Linked DNA regions of Homo sapiens: region 2 is linked to region 1. The links are chromatin loops, found by intact Hi-C in ENCODE. Cell type or tissue: Caco-2. All regions are shown on one strand. Links, peaks and the distances in the headings refer to the core of each region. The heading gives the core; the rest is flanking DNA.

Region 1 (8,011 bases), core at 1,360-5,359:
AAACCACAGAGCCCCAAAGAGGGTGTCACAGCCCTGGCTTGGGGAGCCCCTAGGTCTGGACTCCCCAAAAGGCCACAGCTCTTCTCTCCTCTTCACCTGCAATGTGGTGAATTGGTTGGGGGGGGTGTGTTTCAGCCTCGTTTGTGTTACAGCTCTTTCAGTCCCACTATTCTGTGGGTCCCAAGTCTTCCCAGTCTTGTGTCCTGAAAGGCTGAGGTACATGGACGTCTGGAGGGTGAGCAAGATGGAGAAGACCTTCACTGAGCAGCAGAACAGCTCTCAGGAGACCCGGAATGGGGAGCTCCTTTCTGCAGGCAGGTATTCCCAACAAGTGTTCAGCTCTCAGTGGAGAGGAGACCTGGACTGGGTAGGTCCTTCCCACAGCTGGTAGTCCCAATGTCTCTGTGAATCTGGCTGAGTCAGGAATTGTTATGGGCTTCGGAAGGGAGGAAGTGCATGCTGATGGTCCATGGGCAGTCATGGGCCGGCCCAGAAAAGGCACCTTAAGTTCTTATTCTGGGCAGGGACTCCACCTGGAACTGACAGCCTGGCCTCCAGGCTTCAGGCCATCTCTGGCTTGAAGGTGGGGCTTCACTGGGAACCCACCTCTTTCCACCCAGGAGCCTGTATGCCTCCTGCCACCATCAGTCATATTGTCCATAGTGCCCAAGCTGTTTCTGCAGAGGGGTGCCTACAGGCCCATGCAGAGCCAGCCTTAGCACCCCTTGAGCCTCCCTCCCGTGCTCGTCAGTGCCCAATGTCTGGAGGAGACCGAGACAGCAGGGGGTGGCATATGGGCGCCATCCCGAGTGCACACACACCTGGTCAGGTTGTGACAACACCCGGACTCGGCCTCAACTTTGCTCCGAAATCAGAGTGGGTGCTGGGAGCAGGGAAAGGCCAGGCAACGGAAGAAACCACTTCTTCTGAGACTTGTTGGGGCAGGGGACTTCCCGGGGACCCCAAGAGTTCAGAGATGTCTGGGTCCACAGCCACAGCTGGGCAGCTGCAGCTGCACCAGGGAGGGTGTGGCTCCCTCCTCCCCACCCCCCACCAACTCGGAACAGGGTAAGGCTCCCGCCTATTCCCAACTTCCACTGGCTCTGTGGAGCTTGCAGCCCCGGCTGCACCTCCTGGCTGCAGCTGGCGTCTTAGCAGGGGCCACTCCAGATGGGCCACTGCTGCCACCACCACCACAACCAGATCTTTTGACTGAGTAAAGCAGGGCTATAAAGACCTGGCCATTTCAGCTCCTGGGGACACACTAATAAGCAATACTTTCCCAGCTTCCCTTCTAAAGCTTCGTTGAACTTGCACTACAGTTTCGCTTCCTCCTTGGCCCATTTCTGCTTCCTCCTCCTTCTTTTCCAAAGGGTTGGTCCCTAAAAACACGTTGCACCCCAACTATATCTCAATTTCTGCTTTTTGAGAACTTAATCAATGCTATGTGTGAGGACTCTGAGAACACAGGGGACAGAATAATTATAATGTGACCAATGGTACTGTAATGTGAAATAAACATTCCTAAAAAGCACAGTGTGATACAAAATTGTATAATAAAATCTATATAGATACAGGAAAAATTTAGTCAGGGGAACGATACTCAAAAACATTGTGTGACAGTGACATGAAATAAACAGACAGGAACCTAATAGAAATGACATCAGCACTTATACATGTTGAATAGTTAAGGCCTTTCTCCACTCTGGCATGTAGAATGTGGGACACAGCAGACCAGAGGCTCCCAACAAGGCATCCATCCCTTGAGGAGGGGACGCATCATTAGAGATCCAATTAGAATTTTGCTCATGAGAGCAGAAAAGAAATGAAAGTTCCACTGGCCTGAGGCTTACAGCCTAAACACAGCAGAGTCCCCCACTATGTGGGGGTAAGGGGTCCAGAGATGGCTATGCCAGAGGAGACAGTGGCAAGTGTCCATCTGGTGGTAGCACCCTGCTAAGAAGAATGATCCTGTGGGAGTGTTGGCAATACCTTACCTGCCAAGTTTACTGCCCAAACCCAATTTCAGCCATTCACCTGATGCTGTGAGTTATCACACTTCCAACGCATTTCCTTTACACTTAATTTATCCAAAGTCTATTTCTTCTATTTTCAACCAAGAATCCTAAACAAAAAAGAAAAGAAAAAATATATATACCTACACATACACCAAAAATGATTGGAATGGGCTTCTCTTTCTTTTTCTAGGTCACAACAGGTCAATGCTCCACTGGACAGCTAAAAAAAATTTGCTGAACTCATTTCAAAGTGATTACTTATAAAGGCATTAGAAATTGGTGGAGACAATGAAGACTAGGTGAACCCAAACAGAATATAGTGATGTAATCACCACCCAGAACAAGAAACAGAATGTTTCACCACCTCAGAAATACCCAGCATGTCTCTCTCTGTCGCCCAGGCAGGAGTACAGTGAGGCAATCATAGCTCACTGCAGCCTCGAACTCCTGAGCCCAAGTGATCCCTCTGCCTCAGCATCCCAGGCTAAGTTTTTTATTTTTTTGGAGACAAGGGTTTTACTCTGCCACCCAGGCTAGTCTCAAACTCCTAGGCTCAAATGATCCTCCTGCCTCAGCCTGCCAAATCACTGGGATGACAGGCATGAGCCACTGCACCTGACTAAATTCGTATTGTTTTCAGCCACCAAGTTTGTAGTAATTTGTCATAGCAGCAATAGAAAACTAACGCACAGAGTTATGACATCAATAGTAAGTACAGATGACCTTTTTAGGGGCCTCACTAAAATACAACAGTCTAATGAGATGCTAAAAACAATAGGAGCCAGCCTTAAAAGAGCTGAGAGAAGATGCCAGGTAGAAGAAAGAGCTTGTACTGAGGTCCAGAGATACATTCCTTGGCATGGTTCCAAAAAGGGAGCCTGAGTGGCTGAGTTGATGGAGAAAGAGAGAGAGAGAGACAGGATGAGATGGAGCTGGAGAGGTTGGCAGAGCTCCAGCACAGGATCTGGCAGGCCAAAGCAGGGAGACTGGAGTTTATTTTAAGATCGGAAGATTGCCATACAATGTTTAAGCAGGGGGTGACAATTACTAAAGAAATGGTGGCTTATAATCTTCTGTGTGCCCCACAAGCAGCTAAGTCTCAACCAGGTTCAAAACTGTAATCATCGTCTCTTGTGCCCTTGTCAGTTGTACTGAGATTCACCAAGTCACCCAGCCCAGAAGCCTAAGAAGTGCCCCAGACTTTTCCCTCCCAGTGTAAGCTCTGTCCATTTCTCCTTCTATCCAGCCACCTTCATGCCATGTTCATTATGAGAGAAGCTCTCAGAATGACCTCTCAGCAGCATTCCTGCCTCAGTCACTGCCCATCTCTGACTATCCTCTATACTGCAGCCCAAGCCAGATGTCTCAAAGGCAAACCTGATCATACCCTGCTGAAAACCTTTCAAAGGTTCCCTGCAGTAAACACAATGGAGCCTAACTCCCCAGGCCTGAACCAAGGACATGAAGCAAGTGAAGCACTTTCCCCAAGGACAAAATTTAAGGTGGGAGAAGGGGGGTTTTGGGCACAAAAACACTCAGTAATCAAGACAAATAATGTGCTTTAACAACTTTGTAGTGGTGTAGTTTATATATCACTAAGTTCACTTGTTTAAAGTGTACAATGTAATAGTTAAGTATATTTACAAAGTTGTGCAAACATCACTGTATTCTAATTTTAGAACATTTTTATCATCCCAAAAAGGAACCTTGTACCTATTAACAGCCACTTCCTCCAGGCCTAGGCAATCACTAATCTACATTCTATCTCTAGAGATTTACCTATGCTGGACATTGCCAAGAAATGGAATTGTGTAACATGTGGTCCTTTATGACTGGCTTCTTTTACTTAGCTTCGTTTTCAAGGTCCTGTGTTGTAGCATATTTCAGTGCTTTGCTCATTTTGGTGGCCAAATATTACTCCATTGTACAGACATACTGCATTTTGCTTATTCCATCATCAGCTGATGTTCGTTTGGGTTCTTTTCACCTTTTGATTACTATGAATACTGTTGCTACCAACATTCACACAAATGAAAATACGTTTGTGTGAATATATGTTATTTATTTTGGGAGGATACCTAGGAATGGAATTGCTGGGTCATATGACAACTTTATGTTTGGCTTTTTGAGAAACTGACAAACTGTTTTCCAATGTGGTTGCACCATTTCACACTCCCGCTAGCAATGTAAGAATGTTCCAATGTTTCCATGTCCTCACCAACACTTGTCATGCTCTTTTATATTACAGTCATTCTAGTGAGTGTGAAATACAGACACTTCTCAACTTGCAATGGGGTTACCTCACCACAAATCCATCATAAGAAGAAAATATTGTTAAATGCATTTAATGCTGGCAGCACACATAGTCCCCAACTTAAAATGGTTCAACATTTCTTGACTTTATGAAGGTGCAAATTCCATACATATTCAGTAGAAACTGTAACCTCATAGTAAATTGTAAGAAACTTCTTGACTAGCAATAGTGTTTTGTCCCAATACACTCATAGTAAGATTGAAAAATTATGAAATGAAAGAAATACCATAATTTGGGGACTATCCATATTGCCTAAATGTGGCTTTGATTTCTAGTTCCCTAATGACTAAAGATGTTGAACATGTTTTCATGAGCTTATTAGTCATTTATTGTCCTTTTTTAAGAAATGTCTATTCAAATCTCTGTCTGATTTTTAATTGGGTTATTTCTCCTTTTACTATTGTGTTGTTAGTGTCCTTTTTATATTCTGGATAAAGTCCCTTGTCAAATATATGACTTTCAAATAAAAAAAGAAATACCCATCACATACATATTCAATCATTCCCCCCGAAAGAAAACCATTTTCAGTACTTTTTTATTAAAAAAATTATTTGAGTTTTATAGAAGGATAGTTGGCAATTAAAATTTATATGTATTTATGGTGTACAATTTGATATCTATGCATTGTATAATATTCACTGCAATCAAGCTAATTAAGATATCCACCACCTTACATAGTTACCATTTTCTTTTCTTTTTGCGGTGAGAACACTTAATATCTATCATCTTAGCAAATTTCAAGTATACAATGCAATATTTCTAACTACAATCACATTGTTCTACATCAGATCCTCATTAGTACTTTAGAAATTATAAAGTACTGGCCGGGCTCGGTGGCTCACGCCTGTAATCCCAGCACTTTGAGAGGCCAAGATGGGCAGATCACCTGAGGTCTGGAGTTCGAGACCAGCCTGACTAACATGGAGAAACTCCCTCTCTACTAAAAATACAAAATTAGCCCGTCGTGGTGGCACATGCCTCTAATCCCAGCTACTCAGGAGGCTGAGGCAGGAGACTTGCTTGAACCCAGGAGGCAGAGGTTGCAATGAGCTGAGATCATGCCATTGCACTCCAACCTGGGCAACAAGAGTGAAACTCCGTCTCAAAAAAAAAAAAAAGAAAAAAGAAATTATAAAGTACTTAGGTGATGGCCAATTGTGGTTCAGAAATTACAGAGGGAAATGCTGATTTTGAAATATTTTCTTAATTTCAGTGAGAAGGACCCAAAAGTGTTGGAGATAAAAAAGATTCACTTGATCACCAGAAATAAAATGGGCATAACTACTGTAATAAGCAACAAGACCAGCATGGAATGCTGTCCCTCACAGGGATCTTCAGCTATAGTGGATTGACAATGGGTCAGTAGGACTGAAATGGTTATATTCTCATACACCCAGATCTGGGCAGCAGGTTGCACCACAATAGACCTTCATCAAAGTCTTTGACCTAAGTCAGCTTATAGACCAAGGGCTCATTAAATGACAGGTAAGTTGAGGAGGAATGCAGGAATTGCTACGACATACTAAAAATGCAGACATTTGATGAATCTCTGTTCTGTATTTCTCAAAAGGACCTATAGCTATATAGCAAGACTCATTTTTACTTGGGAAGAGAAAGGTCCCAACCCAGATATTTCAGGAACTTTTGAAATATTTCTGTGCTAACATTGATGCCAGTTGAAATTTAAGATTTCTGTGCACCAAATCTATCATAGGTAATTTTTCTAGTTTGAATTTCACTTTAATCCCTGAGTACAGAGCTGGATTGTGTTTCTCTTACAGATAATTTTGATCATGTGACTGAGTTTTGGCCAAGAAAATATGAATATTCTATTTCAAGTCCTGAGTCATAAAATCCTCTGACACAGTCTTCTACTCTCTTTCCCCAAATGCCTACTGAATTGAGAGACTAACAGGAAGTGAGGTCACACAGAGGAAAAAGCCCAGGTCCTAGAGTTTCTTAGAAAAAGCCATGTGATTACTAATACCCATACTAGAGTGTGCCATGAGTGAGAAATGAAAACTTACGGTGTAAAGTTGTAAGATTTTTCACATGTATCTATAATAGCAGTTGGCATTACCTCAACAGGCTATTGCAGCACAAATATCCAAGTTGAAGTCCTTGGATTTTTCTTTGTTTCCTATCAAAAATAACACTAAAGCAATACCACAATTATGAAGAACACAGATTACTATCACCATTTTGCTTTAAAAATATGAGATTATGTTATTATGTCCTTTTTTAACTTTCCACTTTGGTCAGTGTGGAAGGGGAACATATCTTGGAGACTCAGGGTGAATAATCAGAAATTTAATCAGGTGCAACTGTTATTCTAGACCTCACATAGTATCTATATTAGCCTGTTTTCACGCTGCTGATAAAGACATACTCGAGACTGGGCAACTTACAAAACAAAAGGGGTTTAATTGGACTTACAGTTCCATGTGGCTGGGGAAGCTTCACAATCACACGGAAGGCAAGAAGGAACAAGTCACATCTTAAATGGATGGCAGCAGGCAAAAAGACTCGCGCAGGAGAACTCCTCTTTTTAAAACCATTAGATCTTAGAAGACGTATTCACTATCATGAGAACAGCATGGGAAAGACCTGCCCCCATGATTCAATTATCTCCCACCAGGTCCCTTTCACAACACATGGGAATTCAAGCTGAGATTTGGGTGGGGACACAGCCAAACCATATCAGTATCTGTGGTGGGAACCCAGATGTCCTGACTTCATGGCTCCAGCACTCATTCACTCAGCAGCCTGCACAGCAAGGAGATCAATAAGTTCTGAAGAATGGCATCTGGAGCTACAACTATCAATCCGATTGACATTTTATAGATAAAGATTGTTGTTCTCAGTGACTTGACTTTTAAAGGAAGATGAAAGATCTGCTGGTTTAAAGGTTAGGAAAAATCATGCAATCTCCCAGTAAGGGCTTTCTGTAAGAGTATAATAAGATATAATAATAATAATAATGATAATGGTAATTTTTACCATGTTTAAAAATTTAGAAATTGCTTCCATCTGTAATTGTCTACTGTGAAGTAGACCTAAAATTAGATATTAAGAATAAAAATAGATACAGAGAGCTTGGAGGAGTGTACTGAGTGTGAGACATGGATTCAACTGACTATTTTAACTTCTAAAATGTGTTCCAAAGAAGTTACTTTAAACTAATTTTCTAGACACACAACGGATGTTATATTATAACATCCGTTATAATGTAACGGATTTTTATATCCGTTTTATTATATTTTAATCTTAGATGCATTCAATTAATTGAAATTATATTAATACATGAAGAAAGTAGAGTTATCTGAGCAAATAAGGAAACATGCTTTAATCACTTAAAATTTAATAACTAATAGCTGTAATATTCTAATATCTCAATAATAATAATTGTAAATGTGGGAAACAGATCTTCCATAGATATTCCCAAGTGCTTTTCTGAAATTGGATACTGCGGATAAGAATGTACTTCAAATATAGAACATGCTTGTGCAATAGAGTTGATTACCAAAACTTACTGTCCCATACATAGTTTGATAAACTAATACATCTAATTGAAAGAAAAAAGTAGTAGGCTTAATGTAAAGTAAATATTACCAGGGCAGTTTAGTGGATAAATTGATATTTCCTATGTATACATGCAACTCTACTCCTGGAATTCCAC
Region 2 (8,011 bases), core at 1,721-5,720, 290 kb before region 1:
AGCTCGGCCTTCTTCCCACTTTTTAATGGGGTTATCAGGGTTTTTCTTAATGAGTTGCTTGATTTTCTTGTAGGTTTTGGATATTAGTCCTTTGTTGGATTCATAGTTTGAAAATATTTTCTCCCAATTTGTAGGTTGTGGATTTACTCTGCTGATTATTTCTTTAGCTGTACAGAAGCTTTTTGGTTTAATTAAGTCTCATTTGTGTATTTTTGGTTTTGTTGCATTTGCTTTTGAGACCTTAGTCATAAATTCTTGGCCTATGCCAATGTTCAGAAGAGTTTTTCCTAGGTTTTCCTGTAGGTTTTTTATTTTTTCAGGTCTTACAGTTAAGTCTTTAATCCACCTTAATTGCTCTATATGGTGAGAGATAGGGGTCCGGTTTCATTCTTCTGCATACGGCTAGCCAATTTTGTCAGCAGCATTTACTGAATAGGGTGTCCTTTCTCCATTGTATATTTTTGTTGACTGTGTCAAAGATTAGTTGGTTGTAGATATGTGGCTTTATTTCTGTAGGTATGTGGCTTTATTGTCACAGTGTTCCATTGATCTATGTGCCTATTTTTGTACTAGTATCATGTTGTTTTTGTTACTATAGAGTTGTAGTATAATTGAAAGTCAGATAATGTGATGCCTCTAGATTTTTTCTTTTTGCTTAAGATTTCGTTAGCTATTTGAGCTCTTTTTCAGTTCCATGTGAAATTTAGTTTTTTTTTCTAATTCTGTGATAAATGGCAATGATAATTTGATAAAAAGTGCATCAAATCTGTACATTTCTTTGAGCAACATGGTCATTTTAATGGTGTCTATTCCAATACACAAGCGTAGGATTTTTTAAATTAGTTTGTGTCATCTATGATTTCTTTCACCAGTGTTTTGTTGTTCTGCTTGAAGAGATCTTTCATGTCTTTCATTAAATGTATTCATAGGTATTTTATTTTTTGTGATTTTTATGTCTTTTTTATGTAGGGATTTGATGCTATAAACTTTCCTCTTAGCACTGCTTTTGCTGTAACGAATAGGTTTTGGTATGTTGTGCAGCTATTTTCATTTGTTTCAAAAAATGATTTGATTTCTGCCTGAATTTTATCATTTTCCCAAAGATCATTCAGAAGCAAGTTGTTTAATTTCTGTGTGCTTGTATAGCTTTCAGAGTGCCTGTTGATATTTTTTAGTTTTATTCCTGTGATCCAATAAGATACTTGATATGATTTTTGTTTACTTGGCCTTTATCTTATCTTTGCATCATATGCTATTTAGTCAAAAAAGCCTTTATTTCAAACACAAATATTATTTATAATTAAAATAAACAGATAAATAAGCAAACAAAAGAAAAAATTCATTTCAACTTTACAGACCAAGGTTTTTTAGAAAAACATATTGGCGCATCCTCTATGATATCTGCATTCTCCTTATGGAAAAAGAATTATTATGGGCACTATTTGTTTCTTTATGTATGATAGAAGTTATATTAAGCATTTTCCATAGATGATAGATAGATGGGTGATAGTTAAATAGAAATATAGATAAATATATTTCTATATACCTACAGATACTTCCATTCGAGATATATATATAGATAGATATAGTGCAAAATATGGTTTTATGTTGCTCTAGATGGCATTTATCTGAGAAAACAGAAATCCAAATAAATCAGGTTTGTATTAATATCACTTTTCTCAGGAGATCTTTATAGATACATATGGGAGGCTGAGCAGTGCTTTGTCAACTTTGCAGAGCTAGGAAGACTAAAAGTCAGAGCTGAATACCAGCCAGGGGTGCCAGAAGTGTGGCCTAGAAAACCAAAGAGAAATTATAGATAGAAGAAATGAAAATATCTGTACCCTTTCAGTAAAAGTAAACTAAGTAAAGCATAAAGTACATCCAGCTTCTAGTCATCAGGTTATGTCAGAAAATCTCAAAATTTGAAAATGGATTAAGGTCACCCTAGATTACTACTAGTGCTCAAAGTGATCAAAGTAAAGTGATGTTCTCTCTGAAGGAAAATAAGACCATAGGTCACACACAATTTCTTTGAATAAGTTTCCAAACACAAGTACAGAAAAAAGTCACAGATAACCATTTATGCAAGATAAAAAGATAACATAAGTGGAAACCAGCACAAAGCATGGCTGTAGAGAAAGACCCACAGATATTTCGGGTTGTGGAGTTAACAGACAGAGGTTTTAAAACAATTATAGTTGCTCTTCTTATGGAAGTAAAACAAAACTTAAACATTTCGGCAAAGAACTAAAGGTATAAAAGAACTAAATAGAATATTTTTCAAAAAATACAACTGGAATGTATTGAAATAAAAAGTAAAGTAAATAATTAAGAGCCTAGTATTATATACACTTAACAGCAGAATCAATGTAACTAAAGACAGAATTAGTTTAGAAAACATGGTTCAAATAAATTATTTATAAAGAAGCAAAGAAAGGAAAACGATAAAAACTATGAAAGAAAGTGAAGGATATAGAGGATGGGGTAAGAATGCCCGGCATACATTTCAGAAAAGACATAGCTGAGAGACGGCTAAACTTCCAAAGCCCAAAAGACTTTCAAGAAGGAATAAAAAAAATTACATAAAGAAACAATACAGTTTAACTGCATAAAACTACACACACATGCACGCACATACACACACACAATTCTAAAAGCATATATGATGTATGTAGAAGATGAGGGAAAATTGCCATCAAATAAGCAACAATTAGACTGACAGTTCACCTCATAAAAGCAAGAAAGCCAGAATACAGTAGAAGGATGTGTTTAATCTACTAAAGGACAATAATATCCATATTAGAATTCTATACCTGGGAAAAATACCCTTCAATTAGGAGAGTAAAATATACTGTTAGTGCTGGGCACAGTGGCTCACGCGTGCAATCCCAGCACTTTGGGAGACCGAGGAGGGTGGATCACCTGAGGTCAGGAGTTCAAGACCAGCCTGGCCAACATGATGAAACCCTGCCTGTGCTAAAAATACAAAAATTAGCTGGGCATGGTGGCAGGCACTTGTAATCTCAGCTACTCGGGAAGCTGAGGCAGGAGAATCGCTTGAACCTGGGAGGTGGAATTTGCGGTGAGCCAAGATTACACCACTGCACTCCAGCCTGGGTGACAGAACAAGACTCTTTCTCAAAACAAACAAACAAACAAAATTGTTAGATTGATTTTTTTTAAATTGATAGTCTTCACAATCAGCAGATTTGCATTAAAGAGAATAAAAGCTAGTTAACTTTAGGCAGGAAGTTAATTTCAGGAAATGACTTCTGTCAGAAGCACAGAAATGTGACAAGGAATAAAGAATGGGAAGTCAAGTTGAATTAAAATTGACTGTTAAAATGGATGTGGACATATAAATACATGAAAAAACAGCATATTCATGCAAGGAGAAGAAGAAGTACAGTCTAAGAGCATAAGGTCTTTTCATTTTCCTAGTAGGGTAAAGATGCTAATTAACATTAGACTTTTAAAAGTCAAGGATCCAGCTTGTAATATCTCTGACAGTAACTAATTGAATAAAAAATGAATGAATCGTCTCTCAACCATTACAAAATAAGGGATAATAAAACGTATTAAATCAGAACAGTAAGGAGAAATAGATAAATAAGAATTATAAATAAATCATAGTGGGATATTTAAATACATTTCTCAGTTTTTGATAAAACAAACAGACTCAACATTAGTAAGCATATAAAAGTTGTACCCCACAACTTCAGGATACCTGTTCTTTTCAAGGACATGTAAAATATTTTTTCAAAATGGATCTATATTGGACCACAAAGCAAGTCTTATGTTATTTCAGTGATCAGGATCCTTATAAAGCAAAGGTCAACAAATATTTTATGTAAACAGACTGTGGGTAAATATGCTAGGTTCTGTGGGTGACATGGTCTTGAGAGAAGAGAGAGAAAGGAACCAGTTAGGCAGATAGCTGGGACAAGTCCTCGGTAGAATTTCTTTTTCTAACAAAGGAACAGCTTGAAAGATCAAGGTGCAAGCACAGATAAGGGGGCAAAGTCCAACATAAAAATGCCTTCTGTATAACTAACAATGGTTACATATACATGGTAGGCTTCAGTGAATACATCCTTTCCTTTCTTGGACATACTCAGATAAGGGAGTTTGCATGGGGAGGGGCTTACTTGAAACGTGCCTGTGCTGCACAGATAAAAGAAGTTACACAGAACCAGACATGTCCACAATAGAGAATTCTGCCCCCAGCACGTGCACAGTGAGGAAAATTAAACAATATGGAGTGACTAGGCTAAGAATCTCCACATGTGCACTAAAAGGACAAGGTGGAGCTGTCAGGAATTCACACCTTATGCAAACGAAACACTTCTTAACCAGTTTTTCATGCCTTTTGAAAATGAAACTTCCCTCCCTACTAACCTGTTTATAAAAGGCTTTGTATTCAACCATAGAATGGCAACCCCTCTTCAATGTGGAAAGCTTTCTCCTTTCCCTTATTAAACTTTTGCTCCAACCTCACCTTTGTGTTTATGGTCCTTAATTCTCCTGGTCATGAGACAAAGAACTCTATGTCCTACGTCAAACAACAAAATTGAAACATTGTGGTGCACTGGCAAGACTGCAACAGTCTCTGCCATTGTAGTGTGAACACAGACATAGACAATATAAAAAAAATAATAATGAGCCTGGCTCTGCACCAGTAATGCCTTATTAAAAGAGGGCTGGACTTGCTCAGCAGGCCATAGTTAACATAGTTAACTAAATCCTCATATAGAGCATACTTCTTAATTACAATAAAATTAGGTTAGAAAAATATAATAAAAAGAAAATTGGAATATCCTCAGACATACAGAAATTTAAAATTTCACTTTTAAAGATGCCATAATTCAAAGAAAACATTGCTAGGATAAAAAATGGCTATAATACATGAAAAAAATACCTCATATCAAAATCTGTGTTACTCACTAAATGAAGTAGGGGTGCTCAGGGAGTTGGCTGATTCCGCATCTGAGGCAGGATATGAACAAGATGAGCCTAAAACCTGTTGTGAAAAGAGAAAATTAAGAAATTTTTCAAAATCACAGTAAAACCACAGGAACCATTTTAAAATTTATCCCTCAGAAGTTGAGACAATTTTTGTATCAAAAAGAATAAAGGTTTCAATGGTTTGAAACATACTGAATACTTTAAAAAATCCATTAGTGTCTAAGAGAAATGAACAAATGGTTATATGGTTAACTTTGGAAGACGATGTGTCAAATTATGAATTAGAAATTATTCATTAAAAGAAATTAAAAATTTTTGCACCCTTTCCTGGAAGAATTTCACATCAGAATAATCAAGACTCCTTGAGGGAAATATTGTAATAGAATTTTTTAGCTTAATAAACAAAGAATAAAAATTGTATTATTATAAAAACATATAAAGTCTACTAAAATAATGGATATAGTCAATAACCATAAATGGCTTCTAAAACTGTAAGTGAAATAGTGATAGAAAAATGTATAATAGATAAATCAGACAGGTAACAACTGTATCAGCTGATCACTTTCAATATCTTAAATAAAGAGACAATCAGAAAGATATGCTGGTAAAAAAGTACTCAACGTCATCTATGAAGTATTCTTTCCAGAAATTCAAATCTTTCATCTGGTCAAGTCTCTAGATTTAACTATCATTTATGAGAAATTCAGGCCAACTAGAAATATATCAAAGGCAGCACAAGATATAGTGAACACATTCTCATATTTAGAAATATCTGTGGAATAAATAACATCATATCTTCAACAAATATAAGGGGAAAAAAGCTGACAAGTAAAAGCTATAGTTTAAAAAACATTTAAAGTACATAACAACCCAATTCAATGTGTGGACCTTTTGTTTAAATTTTGACTTAATAAAACTGACTGTAAAAAGAAAGATGAAAAACAGGAAAGTTCAAAGATAGACTGGCTATTGTAGCATATTGAGAAGTTGTTATTAAAAATGTTAGATGGTAATAATGTATTGTTATTTTGTTTTAAGTATCCTGTCTTTTAGTGATAAATACCATAATGTTTACGGATGAAATCATGTGATATATATGTAAATCTCCTTAAAATGTTAAGGAAAGGATGACAAAGTGTGGGGTAGATATTGTGAAGGAAAATCTTGGGGTCTGAAAATCACTAATCTAAAGGAAAAAGTCAAGCTGGGAACTGCTTAGAGCAAACCTGCCTCCCTTTCTATTCAGAGTCATCCATCTGCTCACTGAGAAAAATGCATATCTGATTGCTTCCTTTGGAAAGGCTAATCAGAAACTCAAAAGAATGCAACCATTTTTTCTACTATCTACCTATGACCTGGAAGTCCCCTTAACACATCACGTTGTCCCACCTTTCTGGACAGAACCAATATACAACTTACATATACTGAGTGATAGCTCATGTCTCCCTAAAATGAATAAAACCAAGCTGTGCCCCGACCACCTCCGGCACATATCATCAGGACCTCCTGGGGCTGTCATGGGCGCACGTCCTTAACTTTGGCAAAACAAACTTCCTAAATTGACTAAGACCTGTCTCACATAGTTGGGTTTCACAATATCAAACAAGATTGACCATGAATTGATAGTAATTTATACTGGAATTTATGTACATGACAGGAGGGTATAATTTTGCTATTTTCTCTACTATGTATATATGTGAAACATTTCTTAATATAATCTCTTAAAACTTAAAAAAATGTGTGGGAATCAGCTGTAGTTGTGCCAGAGGAAACAATATAGCCTAGAATTCATATATAAGAAAAAAGATTATATAAAAAAATCTTATCCATATTAAAAGTTTATAAAAGAACACTAACTAAATTCCAAAGAAAATACAAGAAAAAGGTGATACAGACTAGGAGATCATAAAACTAAAATATAAGCAACAATAAAGAGAATAAAAAAGACAAAATATTTTTGAAAATCCAGTTGAGTTGGGATGTTTCTGATGAGACAGAGAAGTCAAATGTGAGAAAAATTGTAAATGATGAAAGTCAATATCAGGGATAAACAGAGGTGTTACAATAGATTCTGTAGATATTACAAAAACAATAAAAAAGTTATAGAAACACACAAATAAAATTTAAAAGCTACATTAAATGGATAATTTTCTGGAAATAAACAATTATGACACAAGAAGAAAAAGCTGAGCATTGTTTACTATTATAAATGTAGAATTTATAATTACAAAGCTTTTCATGCTTTACAGAAATATTGTATCAATTATTTTAAACAAAATTATATTCGATTTGACATAAAGTTTTCCAAAGAACTGAAAATTTCAGAAGAGTGACAGACTCGTGTTACTAATCCAGTATCACCTTTATGCCAAACATTAGGTTGTTGCAAAAGTAATTTCAGTTTTTGCCGTTGAAAGTAATGGCAAAAACCACGATTACTTTTGCACCAACCTAATAGAGAATACTGAGAGAACAGAACATTATTGGTATCTTACCTCACGGATTTTGAAGCCAAACCTTAAATTCAACAAGGTACGGAATGAATAATAAAGGAACAATATGTTGGATGTGATAATGGAATGCCTGTTTAGCTTAATATTAAAAAAGCAGTCATACTTTGCCACAGCAATATATTAAAGAAGCAAAATTGTATAACATTTTTACTAGATGCATTTGTAAAAGCACCAAACTAGGACTAGAAAGGAATTTCCTTGATATGATACAGTCTGTTTTCACAAACTATAGAGCAAACACTTTATGGTGAAACAGCAACCTTTTTTTTTTTTTTTTAACTAGGACCTTACCAGGTGAGGTAAAAACAGCTTGATTTTCAACTTCCAGCAAGTGCTTCCTGTTGCCTGAGGGCTTTCTCCTGCTGCTGAGCCAGCTTTGGTGCCCCTGTGGCAGTCCAGATGTGCCAGGGAATGAATAGCCCTAGAAGCAGCTCTCTGCATGGCTGATAGGAATTAATGCATACATACCCACCATCTGCACCCTGGCCCTTGGGGGGAACAACTGGGAGGCATGTGTCCTCCACTGATTC

Evidence for each region. Hi-C counts contacts between places; a loop is a spot of excess contacts. Peaks named below come from ENCODE experiments on the same cell type or tissue, not always from the same donor. Only the 100,000 strongest peaks of a DNase experiment are listed, where the experiment ranks them.
Region 2: it touches region 1 in a loop (4-fold over the local background); 1 of 110 quality-filtered maps calls a loop at or near these places.

Annotation. Positions count from the first base shown.
Region 1 is chr10:64,569,515-64,577,525 of GRCh38, reverse strand. The region is part of intron 4 of LOC124902439 (a long non-coding RNA gene); the gene reads right to left. Among named protein-coding and RNA genes, the nearest start is that of LINC02671, 350 kb to the left of the region's middle. In Caco-2, for the core only: no CTCF peak of the experiment used is centred there; a DNase peak (open chromatin) is centred at 3,405.
Region 2 is chr10:64,863,879-64,871,889 of GRCh38, reverse strand. LOC105378336 (a long non-coding RNA gene) reads right to left here. Exons shown (of 4, transcript XR_946020.2): 2 at 4,948-5,023. Among named protein-coding and RNA genes, the nearest start is that of LINC02671, 57 kb to the left of the region's middle. In Caco-2, for the core only: no CTCF peak of the experiment used is centred there; a DNase peak (open chromatin) is centred at 4,159.